Regions from separate parts of the Mus musculus genome. Here regions 1, 3 and 4 are each linked to region 2. The links are chromatin loops, found by intact Hi-C in ENCODE. Cell type or tissue: left cerebral cortex. All regions are shown on one strand. Region 1 holds the start of Cage1 (cancer antigen 1). Region 2 has its middle 18 kb from the start of Gm4035. Region 3 holds the start of Gm52041 (a long non-coding RNA gene). Region 4 overlaps Gm30863 (a long non-coding RNA gene).

Evidence for each region. A loop is a pair of places that touch in the nucleus more often than their neighbours do. Peaks named below come from ENCODE experiments on the same cell type or tissue, not always from the same donor. Only the 100,000 strongest peaks of a DNase experiment are listed, where the experiment ranks them.
Region 1: a loop joins it to region 2, with 5 times the contacts of the local background. A loop is called at or near these places in 9 of 42 quality-filtered maps.
Region 3: it touches region 2 in a loop (2.5-fold over the local background); 13 of 42 quality-filtered maps call a loop at or near these places.
Region 4: a loop joins it to region 2, with 7 times the contacts of the local background. A loop is called at or near these places in 2 of 42 quality-filtered maps.

The regions. Positions count from the first base shown.
Region 1 is chr13:38,033,519-38,041,518 of GRCm38, forward strand. It overlaps Cage1 (cancer antigen 1), which reads right to left and starts at 3,419. Exons shown (of 13, transcript NM_027724.2): 1 at 3,301-3,419. Riok1 (RIO kinase 1) reads left to right here and starts at 3,471. Exons shown (of 17, transcript NM_024242.3): 1 at 3,471-4,013; 2 at 6,555-6,756. The coding sequence starts at 3,943. In left cerebral cortex, a CTCF peak has its summit at 3,761; a DNase peak (open chromatin) is centred at 3,665; H3K4me3 peaks cover 2,269 bases; H3K27ac peaks cover 1,205 bases.
Region 2 is chr13:37,449,422-37,457,421 of GRCm38, forward strand. No RefSeq gene overlaps it. Among named protein-coding and RNA genes, the nearest start is that of Gm4035, 18 kb to the left of the region's middle. In left cerebral cortex, CTCF peaks have their summits at 2,785 and 3,875 (motif pointing right); DNase peaks (open chromatin) are centred at 2,267, 2,772, 3,160, 3,901 and 1 more place; H3K4me3 peaks cover 1,191 bases; H3K27ac peaks cover 3,278 bases.
Region 3 is chr13:37,958,578-37,966,577 of GRCm38, forward strand. It overlaps Gm52041 (a long non-coding RNA gene), which reads left to right and starts at 7,701. Exons shown (of 2, transcript XR_003950625.1): 1 at 7,701-8,000. In left cerebral cortex, CTCF peaks have their summits at 4,955 (motif pointing right) and 7,207; DNase peaks (open chromatin) are centred at 850, 4,988, 5,731 and 6,052; H3K4me3 peaks cover 529 bases.
Region 4 is chr13:37,500,125-37,508,124 of GRCm38, forward strand. The region is part of intron 2 of Gm30863 (a long non-coding RNA gene); the gene reads right to left. Among named protein-coding and RNA genes, the nearest start is that of Gm29590, 4.5 kb to the right of the region's middle. In left cerebral cortex, no CTCF peak of the experiment used is centred here; no DNase peak of the experiment used is centred here.

The DNA.
Region 1 (8,000 bases), 580 kb after region 2:
TGAGTACACTGTAGCTGTCTTCAGACACTCCAGAAGAGGGCGTCAGATCCCATTACAGATGGCTGTGAACCACCATGTGGTTGCTGGGAATTGAACTTAGGACCTCTGACAGAGCAGTCAATGCTCTTAAGCACTGAGCCATCTCTCCAGTCCTGATTTGTATTCTTATATTTTTGGTTGTGCACCTAGCTTTTAATGGCTGAGCTATCTATCGCTCCAGCCCCCTGATCTGTATTCTTATACACATCCATCAGGAGATAGGATATGTAGGTGTAGCCATAAAATCCAAATTCTTCTGTTTGTCCATGAGGCATTCAAACCCTACATCCACATCATTTACCCAGTACTACTCCGTACAAAGGGATGCTTTCTAACATCCCAGCCGTCTGACTGAGCCTGTGCCTCTCCTCGAACCTTCCAGAGTTGGCTTCCTGTTGCTATAACAAACAAACATAACCAAAACCAACTTGGAAGGGTTGTGGCTTCTACTTCTGGTTCACAGTTTATCACTGAGGGAACGCGGCAGAAACTCAAGTAGAACTGGAAAAGACCACTGCTTATTGGTTTGCTCATCTACCTTTTTAAAAACAACCCAGGCCCATCAACCCAGGAATGGCCCAGACCACAGTGGGCTGGACCCTCCAGCAACAATACATGATTAAGAAATTGCCCCACAGAAATGCCCACAGGGCAGTTTGATGGAGAGCCCCCAGATCGAGCTTTCCTTTCCCCATGTGACTCAAATAGTGTATGAAGCTGGCAAAAGCCAGCGCACCAACTGTCTAGCTTTACAGTCTCTGTGATGGTATATTTGCGTTGCTCTCTCATAAGTCACCACTGTCTACTGTTCAGTCTTAAGCTGCAAGGGTGTCACTAACTTTCCATATCCACATTGTAATTGTCCAGCAAGGAGTCTAGAGTTTCTCAATACTTCCTGCACACACACCAGTCCTGTTCCATGCCAGCTCTCTTCTTTCTTGGGCCTAATTTTCCTATTAGATGTAATTATGTATGTGCATGTATTTGTATGTCTGTGCATGTCTGTGCTTGTGATTCAAGGAGTCCTGGGAAGCCAGTGGTGTCCCCAGTGGTGTCCGAGCTGGAGTTACAGGAAGAGGGGGGTCACCTGACCTGAGCACTGGGAACCAGACTCCAGTCCTTTGTCTGAGCAGTATGCACTTTCCCAGCTGCACCCACATCTCTAGCCCCTGATTTTCCTATTTACAGTCTTCTCTTTTTACATCTAGTGGGATAGATTAGTTCATGGCTTTTAAAACTTTTCCTACTCACTATGTAAAGTTTACATGCACATAAAGTAGAATTACAAACAAAACACTTACTGATAATAAATTATACAGAAATTTATTTTAAAATTCTTTTGATATACATATAATTTTACTACCTGTTAAATAGGAAAGCAAATTTACATACTAATTAGATGTGTTTATCTGACATAATACCATCCAAAGATATACTATTTTAATATTTATCTGCTGAGAAATGGAACCAGGAAAACATTAGGTCTGCTTTCTGTAATGAAACGATTATTTCTGTAAGACCAGAAAACTGCAATGTACAGTAAAAAAAACTCTGCAGTTCATAATGAGAAGTCCAAAGCCTTGGGAATAAAATTTTCATTTCCTGGGAGGCACACTGGGTTCCCCAGGAGTTGCTGACAATGGGCCTTCAGTCAGATGGCCCTGACTTAGGGAGGCTAAGTCTGGAACTGCTGGAGGCCACCTAGCTGGAGGAGATAACAAGGCCAGAACAGAGCTGGTTTCCAAAATTCTTTGGTCTCAGCAATTACAATGAAACTAGGTTAACAACCAATCAGAATTGTACTAATGTTACTGCGTTGCCCCCCTATTGGAGGTTACCTAATCCTTCTGGAAAATTCTCTTAGCCCTCCATTAAAGGGGTCCATGAGCCCCTCAGGTGGTTGCCGTTTTGATAAATGGTTGGCCCCTGAATGCTGGTAATTTCTTCAGTAAACACTCTTCTTGCCTGTGCATCCTATTTGAGTCTGGGGTCTTCCTTCAGCTATTCTTGGACCCTAACAGGAACATATAAGTTTCAAATCTGAACAGAGGTATTTCAGGCAGTTTGCTGCTGTGAGTTGGTATAGTGGTGAGAACAGTGAAAGCTGTGTGAAGTTATCATGGGTGAATATTGCCCGAAATTTGTCAGATTCACCCCACCGTTTAAATTATGAATCAAGTTTTGGGTGTGGAGAATTTATCATGACTCTCCCCACCCCATTATGGGGCCATGATCTTTAGTTAAGAAACTCTGGTCTACACAGTTAAAACACAGGCTGAAAATACCCCCCATTCTAGTGGCATATTATCAGATTGTCTCAGTCTATCCTTAGTACCTGTCTGCCTGGATGACTTTGTTAGATTACTTATTTACTGAAGACGTTTTCAAATCGATGTCATCATTTGGTAAACTGTAAAAAACCAAGTAGGCTAAGGAAGCTAGGCAGGGCTGCTGGAGGACTCAACCTTGGGCTCACCTTTCCCGTCCTGCAAATAAACACTACCTGTTCGATGACAGGGATGTGTTAGTGCCTTAAATCACTTTCCAAACGCAAAATGTTTCTTTTCCATGGGCCTGTGACTTGCAACTACACTTTAAAAAATGTATGTGCCTGTTTAGTATACCCGTGCCATGTGTGTGTAGGATCCTCTGGAACCGGAATTATAGTAGTTGTGACTGGCCCAACCAGGTGCTGAACCAAGCCACCACCACCCAGGCTTGGTTAGCCATTCTACCTAAATCCATTGTTTGTTTGTTTGTTTTTTTTTTTCTTTTCTTTTTCTTCTTCTTCGAGGAAACAGGGTCTCTCTGTGTAGCCCCTCCTGTCAACAGGTTGGCCTCAAACTCAAGAGATCCGCCTGCCTCTGCCTCCCAAGGGATGGGATTAAAGGCGTGTGCCACCACCGCTCGGCTTGAGTTAAAACCGTTTGAAGATAATGAGGGCTTGTGAGATGGCTGAACAGGAAAAAGCGCGGACGACCAGAGTTCGGTTCCCGGAGCCCAAGGTGGAAGGAGTAAGCCCTCAAGTTATTCTCTGAACTTCACTCACGGAGCACGCATACACAAGCGCGCGCTAGATAATACTTAACATTTTAACATTTAATAAAGGCAGAAAGAGGTGTCACAAGAGTTCCTGCCAAACGCAAAAAAAAACCTTGAACTTCCCAACTTAAAAAAAAAAAAACAACAAAAACCAACCACTTGTATCATTGCATCTCAAAACAACGCACCAACGTTTCTAGAGAGCAAAAGTGTGCTCACTTCCATGATCCATCGAGCTTCTGTGACTCAGGCTAAGGATTCCGGGTTTCCTCCCGGCACACCGGCTCCGCGGGAGGGAGAACACCTTCCAACCGTCCCCACCGAGGGCACCAACTGGTGCGTCGCAGGGCGCTCGAACGCCCCAGTGTGACGTCCTCCGGACCGCACCTGGGTCCAGAGGAAGAAGGTCAGAGGACGCAAGTCTTCAGGAGCAGCCGGAGGAAAAAAAAAACAGGCTGACTTCCTATGACCGTAAACGCCATGGTGGAGCAAGAACGAAAGGCTGGGGAGCAACAAGAGCTACACATCCCACGCTACAAACAACGCACCACGCCCACTTCACATCGCGGATTGGTCTTTCCCGGCCACCGTCACGCGCATGCTCCCTGAGGGCACTAGGGTTTGGAGAGGCCCTGCTGGTGGCATACTTCCGGCGTTGCACTTCCGGCCTGTTGGTGGCCGCGTTTGCCGAAACCCTGTATCCTGACACCCCGGTGGCGCCTGGTCGTTGCCTTCTTGGGCCTGGCGGTTGCCGAGGGATTTGAGGGGCGGGAATCGCGGAGACGCGTTTGGATCCTCTAGGTGGGAAGCAGGCTCTTCCGATCGCGGCCTCAGGGGCGCCGAAGGCTCACACCCCTAGCCATGGACTGCAGTCTGGACAGGATGGCTTCGGTGGTCCCCGGGCAATTTGACGACGCGGATTCCTCAGACAGGTAGGCGGCCGGTGGTGACACAGGGACTCCTCCGATTCCGCCAGCTCCACATTGGGCTCGGGGAGCTGACAGCTGACGGCTTTGGATTTTTCTCGGGGTGAGCAGCTTGTGAAAGCTACCTACCTGTCAGTGGGTCCCGGGACGTTTAGCAGAGAAGCAAGAGTTGGGGACCACTGAGGAAGGTGGGCCTTTTTTTTTTCCTTTCTTTTCTTCATACAGGCTTCCATACACAGTGAGCAAAAGTTTTACCTCTGCGAGTATGATGAACAAGACAAATCAAGTCACTACTGTCTTTTTGGAAAGGAGGGCAAACCAAGAGGCTAGCACCTACAGCGTAGCGGAGAGAATTGAGGCAAAAAAGGGAGGCCAGCCAGGTCGAGCCTTCCAAGTGACTGTGAGGAGTTAAGATCCTGTTCAGGTCTTACAGGCCAGAGGAGGGCTTTTGCAGCGACAGAGCATCCGTCATTTGATTTATGAATTAAAGGAACTGGTGAGTCATGTAGAAGATGTTCGTAGAGAGGAGTGGAGCAGAGAATCAGTAAATAAATAAATAACCAGCTTCAAACCGGATGGCTCCTAGAGCTGCTGTCGTAGAACGACTTCGAGGTAGCAGTGTTGAGGTTTTGTGGTGAAATTGGATGTGAGGTCCAAAAGCAAGCAGTGACGGAAAACTTCCCGTTCAAAAGAAAAGAGAATTTACACATAGCCATTTTGAAACAACAAAGAGTTTTGCGTACCTTATAGTCAGGAAGATTTTATTCATCAATTGTGAGCGGTTGTGATAAGTATATATATTGACCACTCTGTGTGTCAGATCGAGTGGTAGGGAAATATTGGTGACTACCGTTTTGATTGCCACAGGGGTTGGCCTCTGCTAGGGGAGATAGATATTCACACGAGGTAAATTATTTGAATTAAAATTGGTGAATAGTACAAAGGAAAAAAATGAGTGATCAATAACATATGGTAAATAGAGGGTAAGTAGGGCTTAGCCGGAGATGTTGGAGATTTCCAGCCTTCCACTGAGGAATGGGCACATCATCTCAGAGAAATCCTTACGGAAGCGTTTAAGTGGGAAGAAGGGACAAGCTTACTTTGCCCACAGGCCCCATACACGCAGGATATTGTGAGACTGCACCCATGGTCCTCTGCTGGATCTGATTTTGCCATTGCACCAATCCAGAGACATTTTTATATGTCACACCTGGGCTGAGACACTAGTGGTATCTGGTAGGTAGTTCCGCATAAGACAACCTCACAGCAGAGGATTGACTAGTTGAGAGCATTCACATAGTTGTGCCTTTAACATACCTGTCTAGATTATTAGATTTGTAAGTGAAGAGTAATTTATGTATGATACTTATGAAGCCCTAGTAAACTGCAGCTATCAAATGATAGTCTCCTTCCTACTCATGCCCGTGGGCATTTAAAGCCCTGTGGGCTGTAGCCAATTAATAAATTGGAGTTGACGACTGAACTTATTTAAGACCCATTGGGGGCCAGGTGTGGTGGTACAGCGTCTTTAATCCCAGCACTCTAGAAGCAGAAGCATCTGATATTGATGATTTCAAGGTCAGCTCTAGCTTCATAGTGTCTTCAGGGCAGCCAGACCCAACAGGGAGCTCTGTCTCAAACAAGACTAAACAACAAAGGGGAAGGGGGTGGGAGAGGCGGGGCGGCCTGAGGTGCTGGGGATTAGGTCTGTGGCAGAGTGATTACCTAGAGAGGGAAAGGCTCTGGGTCCTCAGAACTAGAAGAAAAAAAAATGGCTCTTTTTATGGTCAGGTGAGGTACACACATCTTTAATCTTAGCACCTGGGACACAGAGGCAGGAAAGGTCAAAGCTAGCAACACTGAATTGAATTTTATTGAATTTGGTGGTAAATATGTTTTGTTTGGAATGTACAATGTTTTAAAAAAAATTGAACCTGGCAATTATGTGAAAAAAATTACATAAATATTGAGTGTTTTAGCTTCTTGAAAAACTAGGAAGATCAGTAACAACAGGGTCTGCATCTTTTGTGAACCTCTCCTCCCTTTGGCTGTACTTTTGTCTCTCTAGACCACTTCTCTTGATAGTCCCCCCTTGTTGTCCTATACTTGGCCCACTTCACTGTGTAGTCTTGGGCCTCTCCATCACTGCTTCCTTTTATAAATAAAGGTGATTTGGAGTTATTTGTGTCTTAGGAGTGTCTTGCTACGGCTCCTGGTATTACAGAGAGTTAAGGAAAGGCAAATTTTGATACACACACCCCTGAAAGTAGGTGTATGAATGATTTGACTAGAGTCTGGTCTTGTGCACTAGTCAGAGTCAGTTCATTTACCCAAGATGATAGTGTAAATTCTAACTTGACTTAAGGCAAAAGCAAAGCCAACACCCACTGACGGTACACGGACGTGGAGAATAAAGCATTGCTGCAGATGAGGAGACAGAGAACTTGATGTTAAGAAGACGGAGCAGATTGGGGAACGTAAGGTGTGTATGTGTGTGTTTTTCCCTTTGGAGGATGGATAAACATGCCAGAACATTCTTGTTCCTAGTGAAAACAAAGAACTGCAGCCAATCCATGCAGAAGATGGCGGCGTTCTACTTAAAAGCCTCCAGAATGCTGCAGCAGAGGTGAAGGGCGACGCTGAGACCGATGAGGAAGACGACTATGATGATGATGATGATTGGTACTTGGACGATGCAACTGGAAAACTCACCAAGGGTTGTACCTGGAATGGCGGCAGTAACTATCAGGTGTGTAAGGAATTCTGTAAATCTGTGTTATCTGCTTGTCTGTGTTCCAGTGTGTGTGTGGGGGGAGAGGGGGACAGGCCGGGTGTCTTCCTCAACAGTTCTCCACTTCATCTTTTCTTTATGTGTGTGGATGTGTCTGTGTGAGTGTATACACATGTGTGTGCACATACCTGTGCGCATGTGGGGAAGGCAGAAGTGGATACCAAGTCCCTCCCTTGGAGCTGGAGTTACAGATAAATAACTAAACAGGGATCCACAACATCTAAGCAGGTTCTTATGTGTGTGCTGGGATCCAGTTCCAGTCCTGACATCACTGAGCCTGAAGCTCACTGTTTAGCCAGCCACTGGCTCATGTCTTCCAGACACCCTTCTCTCTCTCATCTGCCCCAGTGCTGGGATCACAGATGTTTGCCACTGAGTTTGCCTTTTTATGTGGGTGCTGAGGACTGAACTTAGTTCTCAGACTTGAATGAGAATAATTTATGGGCTGAGCCATCTTTCCAGGCCATGTAGTTTTTTAAAAAGGCTTTGTGATTCTGTAGGATATATTGTCTTAGAGCCCTGGCTTTTACTGATTTTTTTTCTTTCTTTGTGCTTTTCATATTTCTCATAATTTCTTGTATTTGGATTCTTTCAATAATCAGTAAATGTTAATAGTTACTGAAGTGTCATAAGATGAATGAACTTAAAAATATACAAAGGAAAAGCCACAACTAAACTATTAACTGTAGACCATTTATGGAACAGAAATGGGGCTGGGAATGTAGCTCAATAGTAAAGCATTTGGCTGGCGTACAAAAGATTCTGGGGTCTGTTCCTGGCTTCCCAGCACAGCAGGGGGAAAAATATTGAAACTCATTGGTAACTAGAGAAGTGTAGCTGAGCTGGTGGTACAGTACTGTAGCCCCAGCTACCTGTGAAGAAGAGGTTTAGAAGGATCCCAAGTTCAAGGCCAGCCTGGAATACAAAGTAAGTTTTGGTAACTCCTATACTAAGTCACTGGTGAGACTGGATAATTTCATCATGGACTGTGTTACACTGTATATATATATATAGTACTGTTGGCTACTGTAACTGTTTGTTCCTGGTGATTATAATAATTGGGCACACAGTGCATTTGTGGAGCACTTGCCTACCATGTATCCTAGGAGTCCAGTCAGTCAGTCTGGCATGGATGTGATACGGTCTGACTTTTACCTATTGTGGTGCTAAGAGTCAAACCCAAGGCCTTTACATACTAGGCA
Region 2 (8,000 bases):
GTAAGAATTGTGTTAGACACCACAGACACAAAAAAGAACAAGCCATAAAGTATACTGAATGCAACTTGGTGTTTAAATTCATAGAGATGCCCATAGAGATTGGAGATGGGGGTAAGAGCCTGACAATGGCTCTGTGCTGCCTTTCCCAAGTGAAGTGATGCTACGGGCACCAGAAGAACCATAATTCTTTTGAGGCGGTTATTTAGTGATATTTTTCAGCTACCCTCCAAAGCCAAAGTTCTTCTTCTCTTAGGCTTCTCTTTGACCTGTTCTTCATTAACCAGAGGTTCCACAGGATGCCTGTGAAATGACAGAAGAGACTCCTGGGTCTGCCTGGTCCCAACGGTCTAGTCTGAACCCACCACATTATAATTGAATTATCAATCAGACAATCTTCCTTTCTGCTTATTCTCATCCTAGAATCTGACTTCAATTAAAGGGTCTTTATCATAAAGAATTCTCTCAGCCGCACCCTATAGATCATAGTGAGAGAACTATAAAAGAAGCTCATCTGGAAGAAAGTATGAACCATCACGGGTAAGATCAAGGCCCTGGGCCGTCCTGTCTTCTATTTGCAGTTCTGATTGGAATAAGCAAGGAGTCTCTGTGAATGTGGATTTCCTTCATTGATGTTCAATGAGTTCATTTCTCATTCTGTGTCCTACATGCCTCAAAGACACTCGCTCATCATCAGGCAGAATGTGGGAAAGGCAGCCAAGCCTCAGGCATGGTGAGTGAGCAGCACAGAGAGTCCATCTCCCCTTCAAGAACTGCTGATCGCTAAGCTAGGTGTGCTGGCCCTTGCCCTTGGGAGGCTGAAGCAGGTGGATCTCTATGGGTTCAAGGCCAGGCTGACTCACAAGCACCAGGCCCAGCCAGTCTACACAGTGAGACTCAGTCTCTGGAAAAGAAAGAAAGAAAGAAAGAAAGAAAGAAAGAAAGAAAGAAAGAAAGAAAGAAAGAAAGAAAGAAAGAAAGAAAGAAAGAAAGAGGGAGGGAGGGAGGGAGGGAGGACGGACGGAAGGAAGGAAGGAAGGAAGGAAGGAAGGAAGGAAGGAAGGAAGGAAGGAAAGAAGGAAGGAAGGAAGAGAGAGAGAGAAAGAAAGGAGAGCTATTGGGCTGCTTCTAGAAACTTGGCAGGAATTTGACATTGGGACAGGACATAGATGTGGGCTCACATATCTTGATGATCCTGATAAGCCCCTTGAAACAGTGATCGTGAGACTTTGTTTATTGCTTTGTTTGTTCCTCAACCTATAGCTGATCTTATTCTTTGCATGTACTTAGAATGATATAAAAGCAGGCTGGAGAAAAATAAACCCGCTTTAGCCTTAGCACTGGTTGGAGTCATGCTATAATGTTGTCTAATTGGAATCAAGTTATAATGTTGTCTGATTGGAGTCATGTTATAATGTTGTCTAATTGTCTTTTTCTTTTCAATCCCCACTCCCTCCCTTGAGACCCGGTTGACTGACTGAGCTGGCTTGGTCAATAAATAAAAACCGTCTGCCAAGGCTAGCAGATACAGATTGGGACGCACCAAGTTTGGGCCCAGTCCACAAGGGGATTCCGTCTCCATGTCCCTTAGCTCCTGGTAGTCCTTACACAAAGTCTGTGCAAAGAAACCCTCTCGTAGAGCTCAGCATCTCTCATGACCATGTGCAACAGTCACTTTATCCATTCTCTTTAGGCTTCCTTTAGGTTTTCACGTTGCTGTGGCTTAGCTGTGTGTCACCCAAAAGGCTGCTGTATTGGAAGCTTGGTCTCCAGCTTGAGTTAATAATTGAAAGTGGTGAAATCTTTAAGAGGTGGATCCTGATAGGCAGTTAAGCTGTTGCATGAGGTTATTAGATTTTAGGTGGTTGCTGGTTTGGTTTGGTTTGGTTTGGTTTTTGCTTCCTGGTCACTAGGAGACCGGCAGCTTCATCAGCCACATGCTCAAGTTCAGCAAAACCAAGTGACGATGGACTGAAATCATGGACCAACGTAACCTTTTGCTTGTTATAAATTCATCAGCTCGGGTGCTCTGTGATGGTAATGGAAAGCTGACAGATACACAGATGGTGGTTAAGTGCCGTGTGCTTGTAAGGAGGTTCTAAGGATGTGGCCTTGGATCTGAGCAGCAATGTCTGAGAAAGCAAAACTCATGAGGTAACCAGTCTGAGGACAAACCTGGAATCTAGTCTTCAGCATTGCAAGTCCGATTTCTAGCTTAGTGGCTCAGGGCACTGAATCAGGCTCTTGGCAGGGGTTTTGCACAGCATTGACCCGGCACCCTGTGAGATCAGAAAGGGGAAGTGCTAGGCTGAGACCCATGCAGAGATGAGATGCTCTCATGAAGGAAGTGGGAGGAGAGCTGGCAGCTTGAGGGAGAAGCCAACTTACTGAGAGATGTTTTGTGATTTAGAAAAAGACATAAGGCAATTTTTTTTAATTGAAAAAAAGAGAAAAAGAAAAATCCATTGGTGAGAAAAAGACCAAAATGTACAGAGAAAGAATCAAAGGGGGAGGGGGGGTCATCGTTTCAGAGGAGATGGTCAAGGAGGGTAGAAATCCAGCCATGGGAAGATGTTTATTTTCTAAGAAAGGAGAAGGAGGCAAACTGGGAAATGTGGAGAATGTCAAGGATGGGGGCAGGAAATGCAGGAAGCTCGCAACAGATGGCCTCAATCTTCTAAGTGAGAAAAGAGGCAGCAGTTAGCTGGGTGCCGATGGGAGACTGGACTGGAGGCGTCCCTAATGGCCACGGGGGTCTGGGCTGGGTCCTAGGCTAGCCACAGCTGCACTTCTCAAGCCTGCCTGTAAACGGAGTGGCGAACAGTGTGGCAGTGCAGATTTCCAGACTTCTCCCTCGAGACGTGCATTCTGCAGAACTGGGGTGGCCCGAAATCTATGTCATCAGGTTGGGCTCGGAGAACACTTGCCTCTTTAGAGAAACTGGCCAGTGTGAGAACCGTTGCTCTCAGGAGACCCATAAACAACTGGGAAGCGCGACCCTGAGGGATCGCTTTGAATCCCTGCCTCCGCCAAACTCCTCCACCAGGAAGCTGTAGGGAAGAAAACCAGAGGTGGGGGTTAACTGTGTGCCTGTGTATCTATCCAGGAGGGAGGAGTCTAACCAGGTCTGCCCTGGAAGGCGAGGTATATCCGGAAGGGAGTGATCTAGCTAAGGCAGCAGAGCCTAGCAAATAGGGTGTGGCCTGGCCAGGGGGGTGGAACTGAGTCAGAAGGCAGAAAACATGGTCTCTAGCACGGGCGGCGAGGGAGTCCAGTGAGGGATGGTGTCTAGCCAGGAAGATGGAACTGAACCAAAGGAGGACAGACAGGTCTATGAAAGAGAACGGTCTCTCCAGAGTGTTGTGTTTGGAAGTCTGGAATGTTGCATTCACCATGCTTGACCTTGGACCACCCATAGCAGAGACCAAAGGCAAGAGAGTTCTGCTAGGCTATGGGCAAAGTCAAGACAGAGGAGCCAGGAGAGATGGAGAAGTGGGGAGGAGATGGAATCTCGGACTTGGGGGATGGGATAGGCAGGTAGTCCCCATCAAGCGAGGGAGGGCATACCCCCATGAGCACACTGCTTAGATCAATTGCATCTTGCTAAGGTAGAAATTTAGTGTAGGGGGAAATTAGATTTATATGGCAATAAACACATTCTACTGATTTGTAAGAAATGGAGAAAAAAGTCACCACCACCACCAGGCAGCATCAAAAGCTCGCAAAGATTTTTCTGAAGCTGTTTCCCAAGATTCATGTCTTTCTATGATGAGGCCCGTTTAAGAAAACGAGCTGAGACGATCCTTTGGCTTAGGAAATGGCTACCTGGCTTGATTCCGCAGACCTTTGGTGGACCTCCTTCCCAGCACCTCTGCCTTATGGCCTCAAGAGGGCGCTGCTCCACTTCCTAAACTCCCCAAAGGCAGCTGATGCCCTTGGGAGGCCTCGCCCTCAGTGTTCCTGCAGACATTTAAAGGGGAACACGCACAGAAAGAGACAAAAAATACAGTTTAACGCCTTAGCCTCTTACACGTGGTCCTCACAGGAACAACGGTAACACCAACTAGGAGCTTGCAGAATACGCCACGCCCCCACCACTGCCCCGACAGGCTTCTGTTTGAAATTATCAACATCTTAACGAGGTTCTCCTGGGACCTCTCTATACAAATCCACTTTAGAGAAGCAATGGCCTCGCCAACAAGGTGCTATTTCTTGATTATCTGCCCTTTCTTCTCCCCACCCCCCACCCCCCAACAACTTGGGCACTGCCTCTATAGCAGCCATCCCCAAGAACATTCTCTCAGACCTTACCACAGCTTAAACTCAACATTTAGTCTGTCCTTTCCAAGAGGAAGGTGCTTCATTTTAAGAAGCTAGGGTTTTGTTTTGGTTTTTTGTTTCTGTTTTTGTTTTTTTCTTAAGAATTATAAAGTTATTTTTGCTGTGACTTTAGTTACTTTTCTTGTGGCTGTGACAAAGTATCCGACCTTAAAGACACACCTTAAAGGAGGGGAGGTTTATTTTGGCCCATCTTCAGAGGACAGTCCATCTCCACAGGAAGGCATGGCAGAGACTCAAGGTAGCAGATAATCTTGGATGAGGTACAGAGGTGGACAGGCCTAAGACAGGACTGAGCTGCAATGCTCCAGGCCGGTCCCCCCTGCCCCGTCCTCCAGCTGGATTGTAGTTTTCAAAGGTTCTAAAGATTCCTCCAACAGCTGTGGGCCAAGTGTTCAACATAGGAGCCCGGAGGTGGGGGGAGTGGGCATGGCGGGGGATATTACAGGCTTAAACTATAACAAACCCCAAAACTGAATGCTTCAAAATTAACAGCATTTCTCTATCTTCTGGCTCCTATGAGCCAGGAATCTAGGTGTGGTTTAGCTGGAGACCTCTGACAGAGGTTGCAGTCTGCATAGGTTTGGGGCCTTAGTCATGCAGGGCTGTACCAGAGGGCAGCTCGTGTGAATTCCAGCTCACTCACCGGGAAGTCAGCAGGCTTTAGGACATCACTACCTCACTTCCCTGTCACTGAGCCATCCATCACTGTTAGCCATTGTCCCTTAGAGCAAGAATGCTGCAAGGGCTGGGGAAGGGACCCAGAAGCCAAGCAAAAGAAACAGGACATAAAAGCTTGGAAGTACCCTCCCATCAACTCTGACACACGCTCCTGGTTAGGTCTGAGTCATTAGGCGCAGCCCAGGCTTAAGGGGAGAGGATAACACAAAATCCGAAATTCCAGGAATTGGGGCTCACAGGACCATCTTTCAGGGAGTGATGTCACAGCTAGAGCCATGCCTCAACAAGGCAACTGCATCAGCACACAAGAACGTGACCTTTACTGTCACAGCCAAGGATGTCCTACAACCTGTAACAGGACATTGATTCTCCTTTAACCATGGCTTCCCAAGTGACTGTACATTAGAATATCCAGGGATCTAAAAAGAGCAAATGCCCAGGTCCTACCCAAGACCCTTGAACCAGGCAGGTGTGGGCCATTTGTTTGATTTTTCTGTTTCTTTTAAAATCTCCAGCCTGATTCTTTTGCACAGTTGGGGGTGAGATTAAAAAAAAAACCCAAATGATAAATAATTGTTGGGCCTGTGGTGATAGTCACTGAGGGAGAAGATGTAGGGCCTGGCAGCTTAGATTTCTGTGAGAGACCAGTTGGGAAAAGGAAAATAATCTAGGGAGATAAAGAGGAGGTGGGGGAGGGAAGGAGAGGGGGAGGGGAAGGCAGAGGGGAGAGGGAGCAGGAGAGGGGGAGGGGAGGAAAGGGGGCAGGGGAGGAGAGGGAAAGGGAGAGGGAGAGGGAGAGGGAGAGGGAGAGGGAGAGGGAGACGGAGAGGGAGAGGGAGAGGGAGAGGGAGAGGGAGAGGGAGAGGGAGAGGGAGAGGGAGAGGGAGAGGGAGAGGGAGAGGGAGAGGGAGAGGGAGAGGGAGAGGGAGAAGGAGAGGGAGAGGGAGAGGGAGAGATTGGCCTTAAGGAATCCTGGGATATTTGGGGGATAAGCAGATAAAGAGTGACAAGAGATGAGGAAGTTGTTACAATTGCCACCAAAACAAGGCCACCAGAGAGTTTCGATGCAACACTTGCAAGAGAGACAAGGAGGTAGGGATAATTGGGTCATGCTCCTCTTCCAGCACTTGTGATGCTGAAGCAGGAGGATTGCTGCCTTCATAGGCAACCTGAGCTAGAGAAGAAGCCCCAGGTCCTTGAGACCCCATATCACCACAAGCAAACAGTAACAATAAACTAGAAACTTATCTGGAGCCAGTCCGTGAAGGCCACACACTGTGTGTGACTCCAGCCACATGATGTTCTGAGAAAGGCAAAACCAAGGAGACAGGAAAGATCCACTATTGCCAGAGGCTTAGGGGAAGCGGGGGGAGGGGCGACTGCAGCTTAAAGGGGATGGGTATCTTTTTTTTTCTTTTAAGTTTTTATGCTGTGTGAGTGTGTGTGTTGTGTGTGCATGTCTGTGTGTTACTGCATGTTCCCACTTACATGCAGAGGCCAGGGGATCCTGTTGAGTACCCAGCTGTCTATCATTCTCTGCCTCATTCCTTTGAGTCAAGTCTCTCTGTACCTGGAGCTTGGCTGGTGTCCAGCAAGCCCCAGAAGTCCTGTCTTTGCTACCTCACCACACTGGGGCTCTAGGAGAGCGTGTGACTACACCCAGCTTTTTATGTAGGTGGTGGGGATTTGAACTCAGAGCCTCATGCTTACCTTGCAAGTATTCTTATCCCCTAAGCCCTGGTAGACTCGTAGCTTAATTCACTCTCTGTGAACCCATAAACGGAACAACACCAAGACAGAGCCCTGCTGTACACTATGGCCTTTGTGTGATCACAGTCTGTCGATGTATTTATCAGTTGTGACAAATCAACCACTCCTGTTAGGATGGCAATAATGGGGGGGTGCCTGAGGGTTGTGTGGAAAATCTCTGTGCGTGCCCCTTTTCAACTGTGTGTGAGCTCGAAACGGCTCTAAAAGAAATAAAGAATTTAAAGAGATCAAAAGTTGAAAAGGAAGTCTGTTGACTTTTCTAATCGTTAGCTATACCTGCTGGCTTCAAAGAAATATGAGCCAGAAACACAGAAGACTCAACAATAGAAACGGCCCTTATCCTTTATCCCATGGTCTATAGACATAGAAGCTCAGAGCTGGAGCCGGTCCTCTCGCTTTTTACCTCATCATTTCATTTCATAGATAAAGAAAATAGGGCACAGAGAAGTCCCTCGGGGAGAGGGGAAGAGTCGATGCTGGGATTAGAACTCAGCTCCTCCAGTGTGAGCCCTCGGTTCTGATCACAGGCCACATGTGCACAGAACATCTCTTTTTCCTAAAAACAAAACAAAACAAAAACAAAAACTCCTTTGTGGAAAAAATAGGTGCATGCATATTTAAATGTGATTGTGTGCCACCAGCAAGTAGGTCAGTGCTTAATTCTCTCTAAAAATCAGCAGGTCAGTGGGTTGAAAACGTTCACCAGAGTTTAACAAACTCAGCCTGAGCCACACCTACTTGGAGAAAGGAGAGACTTGAGAACAGCCATTAGTAGCCCCTGGCTGAAGTGGCTCTGTCCACAACAGTAAAGGGCTCCATTCTTCAGGCAAAACTAACCTTGACTTCCCCTCCCTACCCCTAGCCTGCCCAATCTGTATCTTGGCCACAGTTCTTACTCCCAGGAACTGGGTCTCTCCCATTCCTGTTGCTATGACCACGAGCCTCACCCAAAGCATACCAACGCTGCAGTGTGCACAGATCTTTGGCCAGAGGCCAGGCAGATGCAGAGCAGTTGGGGGTTGGGGTGAGGGAGTGTCCTTCTCTAAGAGCTGTTGGTCCAAGACTGGTAGGGGCCTCTTTCTCTCCTGTCAGCTTGGGTCTTTCAGGGCTGTCCACTTGGCTGCCCAGCTGTGAACGAGCAGTGGTTGCTAATTTCTCTCCCCTGCACCAACTACTCAGAGCCTCTATCCCAAAACTTAAACAAAGAGCTAAGC
Region 3 (8,000 bases), 510 kb after region 2:
ATAGCTTCGGAGGCTTCCAGCCACGGTCAGTAGTCTCACTGCCAACTGTAACCGTGGAAGCTGCTTATCTCACAGCAACCAGGAAGCAACGAGATAGAAGGCAGAACCAGCCTCCCTAGGGCCTCTTGAAGGGCACAGTCCAACAATCTCACTTCCTCCTACTGGCCCTGCCCCTTAAAAATAAATCCCTCTATCTTCCAGTAGCATAATGTGCAAGGAACTGAGTCTTTACCTCAGAAGCTGTGGGGAGGAACTCCAGAGCCAGATGATGTCAGCCTTTGGGGTGGAGGAGTATAAAATCGGGAGGGACAAAGACTCAAGAGTGACGCTCTGAGCTGCACTCGTGCCTCAGTTGCTGGCAGACCTAGTAGGCAATAGCTTCATCGTGCTTGTTCCAGGCTTGCATTCGTTACTTGTCTGCGGCTCTGATAAAACACCATGACCAAGGTAAACTCGTGGGTGAAAAAGAAAAGTTGATTTGGGCTAACGATTCCAGAAGGATGCGGAGTTCATCGTGGCAGAAAGGTGGAAGCACTCAGCAGGCTTAGCAGCTGAGAGCTCGCATCCTGAACCACAAGCTTGAAGCAGGGAAGCCTGCCCCCAATGACATACTTCCTCCAGCGAAGTCCTACCTCCTAAACCTCCCCAAACTGCCAAGTGTTCAAATGCCAGCGCCTATGGGGGACATTCTCTGTCCATCCGCTCTAGGGTTCCTGACGTTTGCCACGCCCAGCGGCTGCCTGCCCGCTCCCAAGGAGGCGGGGGAGGGAGGGGTGAGCAGGGAGAACCGCTGGGTTTATTTTAAACCTATAATTGAAGGTTGCTCGTTAACAACAACAAACCAGTGCTCTCCAAGCCAAAGCTGCCAAAGTCAGTGTCCTAAATAAGGAACACAGCAGTCGCTTCTTTCAGGGGAAGGAAGCTGGAGCCAAATAGGGAAGTGACCTGCCTGGCTTTGACTGTGGGCTGTCCTGAGTCCTGCCTGCCTCTCACAGGAATTGACAACATGGTGAGGGCTGGACCCCAGGCTCTCAGATGAGTGGGGTGGGGAATGTATAGCTGCTCATTAGCCCCGCCTTCCCACAAAGACACCACACAACTCTCTCACATAAATGGTAGTCCTACTATGCATGAAAAAGTTAGGGGCGTCAGGGAAATGGGAAGGGGGATAAAACAAGCAATGAAAACTGAATGCAGCCCCGGATATTGCTTCCGTGGCTCTAATTGTACTACTGGCTAGGCAGAGAGAGGTAGCAGCTCTCTGTGAGTTCAGGACCAGCCTGGTCTACGTAGAGAATTCCAGAACAGTTAGTGCTGTATATAGAGACCCTGTCTCAAAAAAAAGCAAAACCAAACAAAGAAAGAAGCAGCGAAACCCAAAGGCAGTTATCTTACTTTCCATCCAGTTTGCTCACCCTGCAGAGTGCAAGTCTTAGGTTGCCAGTCCAGTGAGCTGAGGAGGAATAAAACCCTTTCCTGTCAGAGCAGGGGTGGAGGAAAGTGACAGGATCTGCCTTGTGAGGGTGAAACTGCCTATCGCACACACAGCCCAGCACGTGCACGGGGTCAGGTGTCTATGACTGGAGGATGTGTGCCCACCAAAAGGACAGTGACTGCATAAAACGAGGACACATGGCTCCGGTCAACTCTGGAGGCAGATGTGGTGTGGTGTGCCCTCCTACCCCAGGTGGCTGGTGAGGCCCCCATTCTCCTGATGCATCACAAGTGCCATTCGACAGATGTTTTTTTTTAAAGCTCTGCAGTGATGGCTCACACCTGCTATGTCAAGATGGAACATCAGAAGTGTGTCTTTGGAGCTGGTGAGATGGCTCAGTGGTTAAGAGCACTGACTGCTCTTCCGAAGGTCATGAGTTCAAATCCCAGCAACCACAGGGTGGCTCACAACCATCCATAATGAGAAACACATTTAAAAGACCAATGGGCCCAAGGGAGCAGGGGTGGGGGTGGGGGCAGAGAATGTTTAAAGAAAGAAAGAAAGAAAGAAAGAAAGAAATGTGTCTCTGCCTTCCACACCCTCATCCAGACATTGTAAGACAAGTCCCTCGGTTGCTTGTTGGAAATCCCATTTCAGACCTGCTGATCCAGGATTTCAGGCAGCCAGGTTAAACATTCCAGGTTCTGGAGCTTGGGAAGGTCTACCGGCCACAATTCCAGAAGCTGGACACTGTCCAGGATTTTGCCCTCTCTCCGCAGACATCTCTCTGTATCACTGGGAAGATGATCAAGGCTTCTCTACAAAATGCTATCATAGAGACAGACAGGAATGATTGGTTAAGAACACTAGCTGCTCTTTCAGAAGACCCGGGTTCAATTCCCAGCATCCACATGGTACCTCAACAACCAAATGTAAGTCTAGTCCAAGGGGGGGGGTGTCAGAGAACCTCATCTAGCATCCTTATCTGACCTCCAAAGGCACCAAGCATGCATTGACGCACAGATACACATGCAGGGAAATACTCATATGCTAACAGTAGTTTTCTGTGAGGAGCGGGTGTGGCAGCAGTCCCAAGTTGGCGCCCAGGACTGCAGCTAAGTCTTATGACTTGCACCTGACTTCCTCATACACCTGAAAATAAGCCACGACCATCGTGAGAGCTGCACAGGTGCACCATGATGCTGGCGGTTTAAACAAGTCCATATTTGGTGGAGACATGCCCCTGCTGCCCTGATTGGCTGAAGCTGCATGCCTGGTGAGGTGACATGGCCTGCCGTGAGTGAATGAGGGCTGAGAGTATATAAGAGTGAGAGGCCCGGGTTAAAGAGAGAGATAAAGTTGAGAGAGATAAAATTGAAGCGAGAGAGATGAAGACGGAAGTTTGCTGAATAAACTGCTGTTAGAAGGACTGATGGTCATGTCGTTCTTGCTGGTCGAGAATAGGTGCGACAGTTTTCATTATTATCTAAACAGTATCATGTTTGCATGGACCTTGAGCACCTCTTCCCATAATTTCTATGTTTTCATTTATTTAATGTGTGTGCACACAGAGGTCAGAGGACAACCTGTGGGAGTCAATTTCATCAAGTTGAAATCTCAGTAGGAGGCCCCTCTACCTGCTCGGAATACAAAGTAGCAGCTGCTGTGGGAATGGTTGTTTAGTTACATTGTTTAAGGACTAATGACAGGGAAATCATCCACTATATCTTCACACAATTTTTTTTTCAATTTTTTTTTCTGAGACAGGGTTTCTCTGTATAGCCCTGGCTGTCCTGGAACTCACTCTGTAGACCAGGCTGGCCTCAAACTCAGAAATCCGCCTGCCTCTGCCTCCTGAGTGCTGGGATTAAAGGTGTGTGCCATCACTGCCCGGCTTTAATACATGTTTTTCCATCCACTGCTGCTTATATCTGCAGATGTGGACCACAGGGACTCAGGACAATGCTAACGCAGATTCTATGCTAACCTTCGACTTTGGGGCATTGCTTTGACTGGAAGAGCTCTCTGAGATCTGGTGACACCACCAGCTCTTCCATAATGTCTAGCCTCTTCCCCAGCCTGTTCTCACACTCTCTGTGTCAGTACAGTGAGGTGACCCCACCCCACCCGCTCCTTATCCTTCTGAAGAAATGTTCTCAGCAACTGTGGCGGGGTTCAACCTTGGTACTCACTCGGACAGCTGGGTCCTCCAGAATACTACCATGGCTCTCCCATCCGCCTGAAACTTTGGGCCTCCCTGTCTCCTGACACCCACATGTCCTTCAGTCAGAGCTGGTGATGTAATGTATGGAACTTTGTTCAAACAGTGGGGAGAGAATTTTCCCCTCTCTCTTCTCTAGAGACCTAGTTTTCAGCCAGGTGCGATCTCAGCTATGCAGGGATCTAAGGCAGGAGGATGGCTGTCCTTCCATGTCCTATCTGTGTGCGGCCATCAGAAGGCGCTACCTGCAGTTAGGGTGAGCCTTTCCACTTCAAGCAATCAAGGAAATCTCACTGTGGATCCCACCCCCAGCAGCTTGCCTTCTGGTTGATCGTACGTCCAGTTAAATTGACAGCCATTGGCTTAGGCAAGAGGGACTGAAGTTGGAATGGGGCAGTGCTCAGAGGAGCAAGGGCAAGCTCAAACTCATCGCTGCGTGGCTGAAAAACACAAGAGGGCTAAGTCAACACATCAGTGGTGTAATTTGGGGCCTGGGAGAGATGAGGCTGTGATAAGCCGAAGAAGCCTACGGAGGACCTAGGTTGATGGATCACGAGATTGCACGTCCTGTCTTGTCAGAGGTTCCTAAATGAGCCTTGGTTAGCAACTGAGGAAAATCCAAACCAGACCAGCTCTGACACAAATGAGAACATGTCAGCCTGGCTCACGGGAGTCCAGACAGTGGCCTTATGTGCAGGCAGATCCAGCTACTCTGGGGCTAGCTCAGGAACCTAGCCTGTGCTGCTAGTCGCCCTTCCTCCTCTTTTCTTCCCCAGCAGATCCCCAGGTAAGGCACTGATAGTGGCCCCACTAGGTCACTGAATGAGCTGAGCAAACCTAGAAGCTTGTCCTGCTAAGAGACCAGGGTCTCTTCTTCCTGGCCAGCCTGCACCCAGTCCCCATGTCAGGCCACAAGCTATTCATGTAGCAAATGAGCCAGATGTCCCTCACTGCCTGGAAAGACCATAAAAGGTGGGCAGAAGAGTCACCTCTCCCAGTCCCTGAAACTATCACATTGGTATATCACCAACCCTTATCCTTAATAGTCTTTCTATTAAGAGAAGGTTCCTGGGCCTTGATCCTCAGAAGAACGGACCCAGGTCATGTTCCTAGCACTGGTCCACAGGAGGTGGATCCCAGGAGGGTGGAAACAGGAGGTGGTCTCTGGGAACTGGGGCCCAGGAAAGTGATCCTCAAGAGGAAGCCACCACCCAGAAGGTGGTCCCCAGGAAAGTTGTCATCAGGAGGGTGATCCCCATGAAAACTTGGCGGTGTAACAAGAAAGGGGATGGCTGTTCACAGAAAGTCCTCTAGGTGGCGCAACGGAAACCTAGGGAGCTCTTGAGAGCCACAGCCGGGAGTGAGTCATGCAGGCGAACTAGTTAAAAGCCGATGTGGAGAGAGTTGAAAAGGAGGGAAGAGAAGGAAGAGGAAGAAGGAAGGGTCAAAGAGGAGGAAGGGAGAAACAGAAAGTGGGGGAGGGAGAAGACCTAGAAAGAGTAAAGACCTGGTAACGGAGCAGCGGGGGCGGGGTGGGGAGGAGGGAGGAGTGGAGTTCAGAGAAACTGCCCGAGGAAAGGGGGGCAGTGTGTGTGGTCCTTGTGCCAGCCTCCCAGGGTAGAGGCTGACACCAGGAGCCGGGAGGGGATGGAGGTGAAGAAATGAAGCGGGAGAGTTTGACAAGAAAAGGAGAGATTAGACTGTCATCTGAGGGGGAGGGGTGCAGGGGACTGGGGAGTCTTTGGGGACTAAAGGGGGCAGATACAAGAGAACCAGAGAGGAGAGAATTGTTACTAAGGCAAGAGAGAAAGGGCTTTCAGCTGCTAAAGAGGAGAGGGAGGGAGAACTTTGCAGAGTCGGTGGGAAGGAGAGTGGGCGACTGATTCCCTGAGGTGGGGACCTGGGAAGAAAATAGGGGAGCACGGAGGTCAGTGGTGATAGAAAGGACGGTGGAGAAGTTCCGTTTGGTTCAGTGATGTGGGTGGTTATTTGCAAAGAGCCAGCTGGTGGCAAGGACTGGTTTAGGAACGAGCACAGGACAGTGTGGTGCCAGGGAGGCCCTTGTACAGCTGGAGGGACAGCAGATCTGGAGGTGAGTATGAAAACCAGCTCAGCCTTGAGAAAGGAAATGCAGATGTTTGCTACCTGTGCCAGGCACGGATCCTGTGTCCGGGGTGTAAGGGAAGGATAGAAGCATGGAGACTGGGGCGCGATGTGCCAGGAAGGAATGAGGAGAGTGCCGAGCAGTGGCAGGAGAGACAGGAGGCTGGCAGAGGCAGTGGCAGGAGAGACAGGAGGCTGGCGGAGGCAGTGGCAGGAGAGACAGGAGGCTGGCGGAGGCAGTGGGGTCGAGCAGGTTCTTACGAAGCAAAACAAGAAGTAGACTAAGTAAAAATATCTCAAGTCCAAATCCAAAGGCACCATCTGCAGGTCCCTCTTGGCAGCAGCACAGCCAGGGACTCTGGGGCCGTCCCACCACATGACAAGTCCTCATCTGATCAGCTGTAGCAGTCAGGGACAATGGCTGTGAAAATCCCAAGTAGGCTGGCTGCCTTGCAAAGGGGTGGCCAACCAGCCTCGAACTCTGAGAAGCTGCTGTGTGGGCCTCACCCCGGCCTTCCCTCAGAGGACCTGAAAGAGGCGTCCTCACTCGGGGTTACTCTGTGGCAGGAGGCCAACACAGGGCCATTTCTTGCCTGCAGAAAGCAGCTGCATAAGCTTACTCTCCTGTCTTTGGGAAGTCATGGAGGTCTCTCTCTCTCTCTCTCTCTCTCTCTCTCTCTCTCTCTCTCTCTCTCCACCTCTAGAGTGCTGGGATCAAAGGTGCGTGCCACCACAACCAGCTACGGAGGAGGCCTTGGGGGGAGTGGGAGTGGAGGTGGGGGACTAAAAGACACCTGTCTCCTTCCCCGCCACCACTTGTCACTGTGAAAGAACACCTGACTACCAGGACCCTACAGAGTGGGGCACCCGGACAAAATGAGGCTGGTTCACATCCAAAGAATCGAACGCAATCTCCATCAGGCAGGCCTCACTCCCATGTCCTCGGTGTCTGGCCTCTTCAGGGGAGCCTGACTGACAGTTTAACTCTTCTTCCCAAACCTGGCCCCACCCACCCTGCTTTCTGATTGGATGACCTGGGAGGCCCTAATCAATGATCAGTGTGGGGCCCACAGAGCGCCTGTCTGTAGCTCTGGCCTTCCTTCCCAAGTCCTTTCCTCCAAGGTTGGTGATTCTCTGTCTATCTGTGACCACACATTCGTCACCCGAGGAGCATCCAGATGCCCTGGAACAGTGATGGTGTGACCTCCCTCCCTCAGGCCAACTGAATCAGCAAGGTCAATTTAAGGTCATCCTGGACCGCAACAATGAGAGCGTGTTTGTTTCAAAAAATAAAAATAACAAAAAGGTAGTTACTGCAAGAGTGATGTCGTCTCTCTCTGGGACATGTCGGCTGTCGCTTTTTCTTTTTCTAAAAGAGAACTGGGCATTGAGGAAGCCAGCATTGTCACTTGTGGTGGGGCTGCTGCTGTGACCCTGGATGCTGACGTCCTCTGTCGGCTGTTCTTGGAACTGCACCCCATCCAATAGATCACAAGTCAAACTCCAAGGGAAGGTACCCAACAGGTGTCCACGGATCACTGGCCAGTGGGAGTCTGTTTTGTCTCCCCTCGATCCTCTACATCCTCACACCATCTGCTGGGTCCTGAGTCTGGACTCAAGTATTTATTTGTCCATATATCTGAGTTGGGTCTCGCTGTGTTGCCTCCTTTGACCTCTAACTCCTGAGATCAAGCATTACCTGGGACTTCCGGGGGCCCCACCCTGGCTTCTGAGTTTGATCTAGAGAAAGAGTTCAGAATCGTAAAAAAAAGAACGGAAGGGCTTTCTATGTGCTCGAGAGCATGGAAGGCGCAAAGTGTCGATTCGAATCTATGATAAAGTGAACCATGAAGTTAGGAAAAGTGGGGTGCTGGCCACCCTGCTGAGATGCAGCAGCACCCCACCTCCCCAGGGGTTCTTTCAGACTTTTTTTTTAAGCAGGCTCTTAAGCCAGCCCCCTGAGATTCCAGAGTCTGCCTTAGACAGGAGTGGGATGAACGTGGGGGTGTGGGAAGCGCTCGTGGCTCACTGGAGAGGTTGTTGATTTACCCGGTATGTGACTGTGTATGACCAGGGTGAGCCAATGTCGGGTGCAAGGCTGCTTCCTGTGGCCAGTCTCCTGCCTCCACCCAAAGCTCCAAATGTGCCCTTTCCATGAGTCCCGCAGCACCGTCACTGCACACACCTGTGAAGATGGAGCAAACGATTGCCTTCACCTTTGACCTCCCGAGGCCTGGCACC
Region 4 (8,000 bases), 51 kb after region 2:
AAGAAAGAAAGAAAGGAAGGAAGGAAGGAAGGAAGAAAGAAAGAAAGAAAGAAAGAAAGAAAGAAAGAAAGAAAGAAAGAGAAACTAGGTGTTCCCAAAGTCTGCCCTCAGGGACTCAGAACTAGAAACTATGTCATCACTAAATGCCAATTCTTTAAAAGGTCCCCTCCAGATGGCTCTCTTGCTCTTTTTCTGTCTCCTAGTCTGTCTGTCTGTCTGTCTCTATATCTCATGTCCCCATTTTGAGATGGTCTTTCATACCCCCTACCTCCAAGTCTCATGTGTGAGATCTGTTGTGTGATATGATCCTTTTGGCATGCTTTGGCCGGGGCCGACTAAGGTACTTTTCCTCTAAGACCTAATATGTTCAAACCATAACACCTTAAAAAAAACTCACAAGGAACCCACACAAATCAACTACACACATCACAGCAAAACATGTTGCCACCATGCACATTTAGTGTTAAAATAAGAGCTCCTACCATAGTCTTTCAACTACAGAAAAAAGGAAGATAAATACCAGCAGACTTAAAAAAGAAAGAAAGAAAGAAAGAAATTTGAACTAGTACACCAAGATTGGGGTAACAGTGAGAATTCAGTAATTAATCACCGTGAACAAGCTGGTGTATTATGTAAGGTTGTTAATCTAATCTGCATGGATTGGCTTGCCTTTCAACTTGGTACACTGTGTGGGGGCAGAGTTTGCTGATAGCTGGAGCCTGGTTCCTTAAAGCCAGGTTACCTGTGATCCAGTAATAAAGTGTTTAGTTCCCAAGGGAACTCAGTTACCCTAATGAACACATAACACCTTACCGCCATGCCCCACCCCCCTTCCCCAACTGAGGGTGTTAAGCAAGCTAAGACCCAAGATCTATACCAAAGATATAGATCAAATCCTGGGTTTAGACAAAGCAACAGGGCCATTTCCATTCATCGGACTGATGCAAACAGGTTTCATCTGGAAGGATCTGGAAGGCAAAGGCTTAGAGAGTCTGACCTGGGTCTAGCTTAAAGCTCTGTCACTCACCTGGACCTGTCCCAGGTAAACTGGAAATTTCAAGGCTCAGCCAGGTATGAGACTAGGCAAAAAGAGAAAGATAAGATGTGTGAGCTGGGCCTAACCCCTCACACTTCCACGGGTGATACTGACACCTCCCCCCCCCCCAGCCCTGCCAAATGGACAGAAAATAAGGTGAAAGCTAACAAGAGTCAAAAAAAAAAAAAGACTCAGCAACTGACTCTCAGGACCAGCTGCTCTGTCCTGGTGAGCGTGACACTACTGCACTTTCTGGTCACAAGGGAAAACTGTATGACAGTTAAAATTCTGAGCCTCTAGGCATTGTGTTGGTCAAAACAATGAATCTCTGTTTTCTGGACTGATTGTATAAAGTTTAGGGAGCTTTCACAAGGAGTCGAGGGCACAGAGTCAAAAAGCTGATCTGTGTGTCCCTTTAGAGCACCTCTCCTCAGCACGGAGGCAGCTGGGTCCATGTGACAGGGTCTGGGAGACTCCCTGAGTGCCCATGGGTACATGCAACCTACAGATTACAGAGCAAGGGAGCCAAGAGACAGTAGGGGCCATCGGCCAGAGGCGAAACAGGGATTCGGGTAACAGAAAACCCTGCTGGAGTCAAGCAGAAATCAAGGCAGGCAATCCAAGGATGGGAAAGCCTGGGCGGTAGCCACTCAGAGAGAGGGGCAGGTGAGTTTGGAGCTGGTGATGACCGAGCCCTGGAACATGCTTTAAGTGATAGGAAAAGAGCCTGCGTCCTCTCCCGGTTGAGGAGGGAGTCACTAAAACCACTGTCCTGTTTGTTTCACCAATCCTAAGGATCCCGAAGTCAACTGACAGCAAATCTAAAAAGGGTTTCTCCCTGAATCTCATCTTCTCAAAGGAAAGAATTCAGCCAAGAGCTGGAGACATTTCTCAAAGAAGCGTATCTAGCCAAGGGAGGTACAGAGCAAGGTATACTATACTGGGGAGGAGCACTCCAGAGTGGGGGATAGCAGCTTACTAGATTTTGTGTTCTGCATTTTAAAGACTTTTTGTGAATATTTATAAGGTAAATCCCATAACATATACCTCCCCCCCCCAAAAAAAAATCATGGTGGATCAGATTTCCCCTGAAAGGTATATCTGACCCACGATCCTCTTGAAAAGCTCACAAGGAATTGTGAGTCAAACCAACCACGCAAATGATGTTATAATGAAGCTGGGAGTCTTTTGAGGATGTAGACTCTTAATTAGTGTTAGTATCTGGCAGCATGGAGTGTTCTCTAGGGCCTGAACTTCCGACATGGCAGAAAGAACCTAGCCTTAGCTTCAAGGATGCTTAACCACAAAGGGGCATTCTGACCACCGGAAGACTTGGCTACTGAGATTTATCTGTGCTTTTTCTTGGTGTCGTGTGTCACTCCTTGCTGACAAGGTCTCATAATCCCCAGTACCACTATCTAGTGAGACACAAATATAGGAAAACCACCTCACAAATTACACAGCCACCATTGGGTTTCCCAACCCAGAAATGCTCATTAGAATGGCGGAAACAGAATGGTGAGGGGTAGAGATTTGAGGAGACATTTGAAAAGAACATGGACACCAGAAGGGTGAAGCATAAAGAGAGAGACACTACGGTTGGCCATGGCTTGTTATCTGTAAGACAGACGTAGAGCCTATCAGAGAAACCAGTTTGATTCCATTCCTCTGGTCAGTTTTCTCTTCCCACCATGTGGGTCCCTGGCATCAAACACCCATTCTGTCTCCTTAAGCCATTTCTTTTCCTCTTAAACCGCATTCATCTAATGGGAAAGAGTATAGTATGGCCTTATACATGACTGAGCAGACAATATGCTACATGAAAGCTTGAAACCTAAGTGATCCTTTCTATATATTTGTGTCAGTATTATTCCTACTGCTAAACAGGTTGCCAAGGACTGGACACACACACACACACACACACACACACACACACACACACACACACACAAGTCTGCTCTCTACGTATATTGGTATTATATCTGCGAATTCAGCTGACCTTACGTTGAAAAATATTTTTAAAAAAAATTGTGCATGCACTGAACACGTAGTGACGTTTTATTTGTCATGACTCCTTAAACAATATGACAACTATTCATATTGTGACCGATATTATATGTAACATAGAGATTGTTTAAGTGGAGGAAGAGGAGTGGCGTCTGTGCGAGTACACCATGTTTTAGACATGGTACTTGAGTGCTTATAGATTTTAGTATCCCTGGGACTCATGGAGCCAATCCCCTGTGAATATAGACCGATAACTGTGTTAGCAATAGAGCAAAAAATGAGAGGTGACATTGCTCAATACCCATAAGCTAGGTTAGGGGATGAGTGAACACGTGGGAAGCAGGTAGAAGGGCACTCACTGCTAATGGAGGTAACAGGATTGAGCTGCCACAAAGTGGCAACGTTGGCCAGCTGAGAGCCAAAGACTAGGAGCCATCGGTGGCGTTGCTGGTGAGTCTTGAAGCCAATGACGGAAGGGCGGTGTTGCCACAGTTTGACTGTGTTCCCAGATTCAGGTATTGGAAACCATCCCAGTATGGCCCTGGAAGATGGAGCCTACCTAGTCAGAGGTCTGTAGCTTACTGTTGTCACCATGTGGGAGGGGTAGCTGTCAGGGGAATGAACTTGTTATAGGACAATTCTCTTTTTTTCTAACTTATAGTACTATATAGTACTAGATCTATTATATATCCACACATGGTTTTCTTTTTTTCTTGAGAATTTCATACATGTTTCCAATGTAATATGACCACACCCCCATATCTCTTCTACAAGTCCTCCCAACATTGTTTGTTTTTTTATTTTTGTTTTTGTCTTTTGACAACCCAGTAAGTCCAGTAGTGCACAGGCATGAAGCCATCCACAGGAGCATAGAAAGCCTATGTAGCTAATGGCTACATCCTCAAAAAAAAAAATTCTTCCTCCTTTAGCAGATACTAACTTCTCCTTCGTAAGGGTGGGGCCGGCAGAGTACCTCTTCCCTCCCATCTAACGGCAGAAGTTTGGTTGGTTTGATCTTTGCAGGTAACCCCAGAACAAATGCTACCAGGCTCTGGATAACAGTCTTCTTCAGAATTAAAGGAGTTGGGGCCATGTCCCCCATGTCTCTGACTCCTTCAGGAAGGTCTGCACACCTGGGAGTTATGTCAGTCAGTCGGCCTGTTGAGGGAGAATAGCAATGAAGGACCCAGGTTACAAAATCAGCCCTGCCCTGAACATGCGGAACAGCGGGTCTATTAACATCTGCTGGAGTGGATGAGTGCCAACAAAATAAAAAGGTCTATAGTAGAAAATATGTTCTTCTTAATACACCCAGAGGAAAATGTTGTCTCTGAGGAGGCTGCATTTGTCGCCAGGAACACTGGGGCCACATTGTGTCTAAGCAGCTTCCCACCAGCTGATAAAGACCATGTGTCTGTATGTTTCTCCTTAACAGCTCTCTTCGAGGTCACTGGGCACCAGAAATGGAAACAGAAATGGCAGTTGCTATAACGAAAGCAGGTGGCAGGCTCTGTCCCTGGGGGAGGGGAAGATTTAGGTGGCCTAAGAAGAACAATGCTATGAGCTGCGGGTGCTACTTGGACACATGTGCACGCGCGCGCACACACACACACACACACACACACACGCACACGCACACGCACACGCACATGGATACAGCATTTGAAGCATTCATACTGCTGTCCCGATAACAAATGAGAACTTGTATGATGCTGAATGAAGGTGGTGGCCCTGGGACTGGGGGATGGCTCAGTCTGTAAAGTGATCACTGTACAAGCACCGCGACCTGAGTAAAAGACTTAGCGTGGGAGCACATGCCTCTAACCGCAGTGACAGTGGGAAGACAGGCTTTTATCCCTGAAGCCTGATGGCCAGCCAGCCCAGCTAAATCAGTAAGCTCTGGGTTTAATGAGAGACCATATCTTGTTTGTTTGTTTGTTTGTTTGTTTGTTGAGACAGGGTTTTTCTGTGTATCCCTGGCTGTCCTGGAACTAATTCTGTAGACCAGGCTGGACTCAGAGATCCGCCTGCCTCTGCCTCCCCAGTGCTGGGATAAAGGTGTGTGCTATCACCACCCAGCAAGAAACCCTATCTTTAAAAAATATTCTATATCATATAATATATACCAGATTACATATCTATATCTATATCTATCTATCTATATACACATACATACATATACATGAGGTCTTTTTTTCAATTGTGGAACTTGAACTCAGGACCTTTTATATGCTAATCAAGTATTCTGTACTGTGCTATCTCTCCAGTCCTATATACAGTTTATGTGCACAATATATAAATGTATGTGTATCTCACCCTCCAAGTGAATAAACAATAATTAGTGTATAGTTAGAATATACACAGCACAAGCTGTATGCCAAGTGGAATCTATTATATATAAATGTATATGATATACATATATGTATATAATGTGTCAGTTCATACACTGGTTATTTTCAGGCAAAATGGTCTGATTTAAAGATGATACTATAGGTCAATATCCTGATTTACAACCACTTTGAGCTCCGGCTGACTTTCCCAGGTCTGTGATAAAGCAGCCCTGAAAATCCCCCTCTCTGGCAGCCCCCTCATGCCAGCTTAACCCTAATTGCCTGCAGTAAGTCCAATTAGAGGCAAATCAGATTTCCCCTTCATTTCATCTGATGAGGTACGCTGGCAAGTCTCTGCCACCCTGTCCAGGGTGAGGGGAGATGAAGGCTGCAGAGAGAGAGGAACCAGCCATGTGACCTGGCTGTGTGGGTCACTCTCCGCCTGCTCCTCCTTCTTCCTGCTCTCTCTCTCCTCTAGGATTGAAAAGTCAACTGACTCTTTGTGCTTTTTCTTACTCTGTCTCTCGTTTCAGGGCCTTTCTCTAGTCACACACACACACACACACACACACACACACACACACACACACCGGATGCAGGTCAGTGCCAGCACAGAAGGATGTAGGCTGTTGGCACAGCTAGTATATGACACCAGGACACAGACACCAGGCCTTGGGCTCCACGTGAAAGGCGCCCTGGCCAAAGCCTTCTCTCCCTGCCCCTCAAGGTCACAGTGAGAGATTACGAAAGGATGGAAAAGCACTGCTCAGAAAATGGGCCACAGGGACTTTCCTCCAGCGAGGAAGGAGCTAACAATGTTTGGCCTGGCGCAGGTCAGCTGAACTCTGTAGAGGAAGGAAGCGTGGAGCGAGGGATACCCCCCAAACAAGCTGCCTCAGCTCTGCCCAGCAGAGGTTCTGGGAAAACGGGATAGGGAGGCAGCCGGAAAGCTCTGCTGCTCGGGAGATTCTGGCATTCGAGCATTTGATTTAGAGCGTCTCTCACAAACATTAACTTGTTTCCCCAGAACCAAAAGCTGCTCTGGAACAGTCACGCTTTCTTTCTTTCTTTCTTTCTTTTTTTTCTTGTTATGTAGCCTAGGCTGTCCTCGAACTCTCTCTCCTCCAGTCTCAGTCTCCCAAGTGCTAGGATTACAGGCGTGAGCCACCACGCCCATCTTATTTAGGATCTTGCAAGTGAGACAAACGTTCTAAAACAGGTATTTCCTCAGATGCAAAATCCATAAATAGAACAGGCTGGGGAATCCTCATCTCTCTTCGAAAAATTATTTTAGATCAACAAATAAGAGTCAATCCTCAAGTGTGCTGGCGAAGGCAGGGCTGTTAGGCGCTATGGCAACGCTGAAGGACAGAGTTGGCTTCCAGGAATGCAACAGACACAGCATCTGGGGACAGTGACATGATGACCGTACCTCAGCAACGGAAAGATTATTCCTTCATAAACAACCACCACCACCACGTGGGCACAGCCTCTGAACCATACTCCTGGCTTGAAAACATTTTGGGTCTGAACCTTTTTGCAGATGGTATCAAGTGTTTATAGGAGAACTGGGCCTTGGGAGAATCCCAGAGGTTCAGCTTTTATTCGGGGTTAGCTGATTCCCAATCAGCAAAGAGATTGCCAGTCACAGCATACCCACGGGAGGTGACCAATGTAGAGCTGGGGACTCCAGGTACAGACACTGCCTTCTGCCCACTCTGAACGTTTCTCCTAACCATGGCCTCCTGGTCTCTCTTGGCAGCTGCCAGCCTACAAACCCGTCTTACCAGTTCCTAGGCAGCCAGCCATCTTTTCTGAATGCCTGAATCTCCAGCCCCTTACCTGGGAGTGGCCTTGAGGGAACTGCCTAGTTGGGTGTTGGAGTTCCACCCTACAGTCCTGGCCTGGGAGACCACGTTGCACAAAGAAGCCATAACCTGGCCAGGGCTGCAGAGAAACACCCTCAGGTAACGCAGGCCCTCTGCAAGAAAGCCAGGCCCCTTCCTCCCCAACCTTTCACCTCTCCAGCCTAGGAGCCTCAGGCCTGAAAGCCCAGCTGGAATTTTTTTCTCCAGGTTAGATATCAACCCTCTGTTGCTACAGCCGGCTACCCTGTTGCTTGTCCTTCCCCAGACAGAAAGGGGGAGTGAATGTCACTGACCCTGTGATTCCAGCTTGCTGTTGATAAGCAGGCACCAGCAGAGGTTTTGTTGTTTTGTTTTTTGGGTTTTTTGTTTTGTTTTGTTTTGTTTTTTTCCTGATTCCCTTCACTGTCAGCATGGAATTAGCCAGTGAGAAGGAAGGATGCCACAAGGCCTGTACCCTAATGTCACACTGACCCAAAGCTGGAGTAAGCTGTGGCTCTATAGCCCTACAAGGGGAGAGAGGACTAGGAGGCAGACTCACCAGGCTCATTGCTCATGAATTGAAATTATATACACATTTATTATTATTATTATTATATAAAAATAAATTTATATTTACTTACGTTTATTTTATGTGTGTGAATGTTTTGCCTGCATATCTGTATCCTATGGGTATGCCTGATGCCCAGGGAAACCAGAATAGGGAGTCAAGATTTCCTAGAGCTATACTTACAGACAGTTGTTAGCCACCATGTGGGTGCT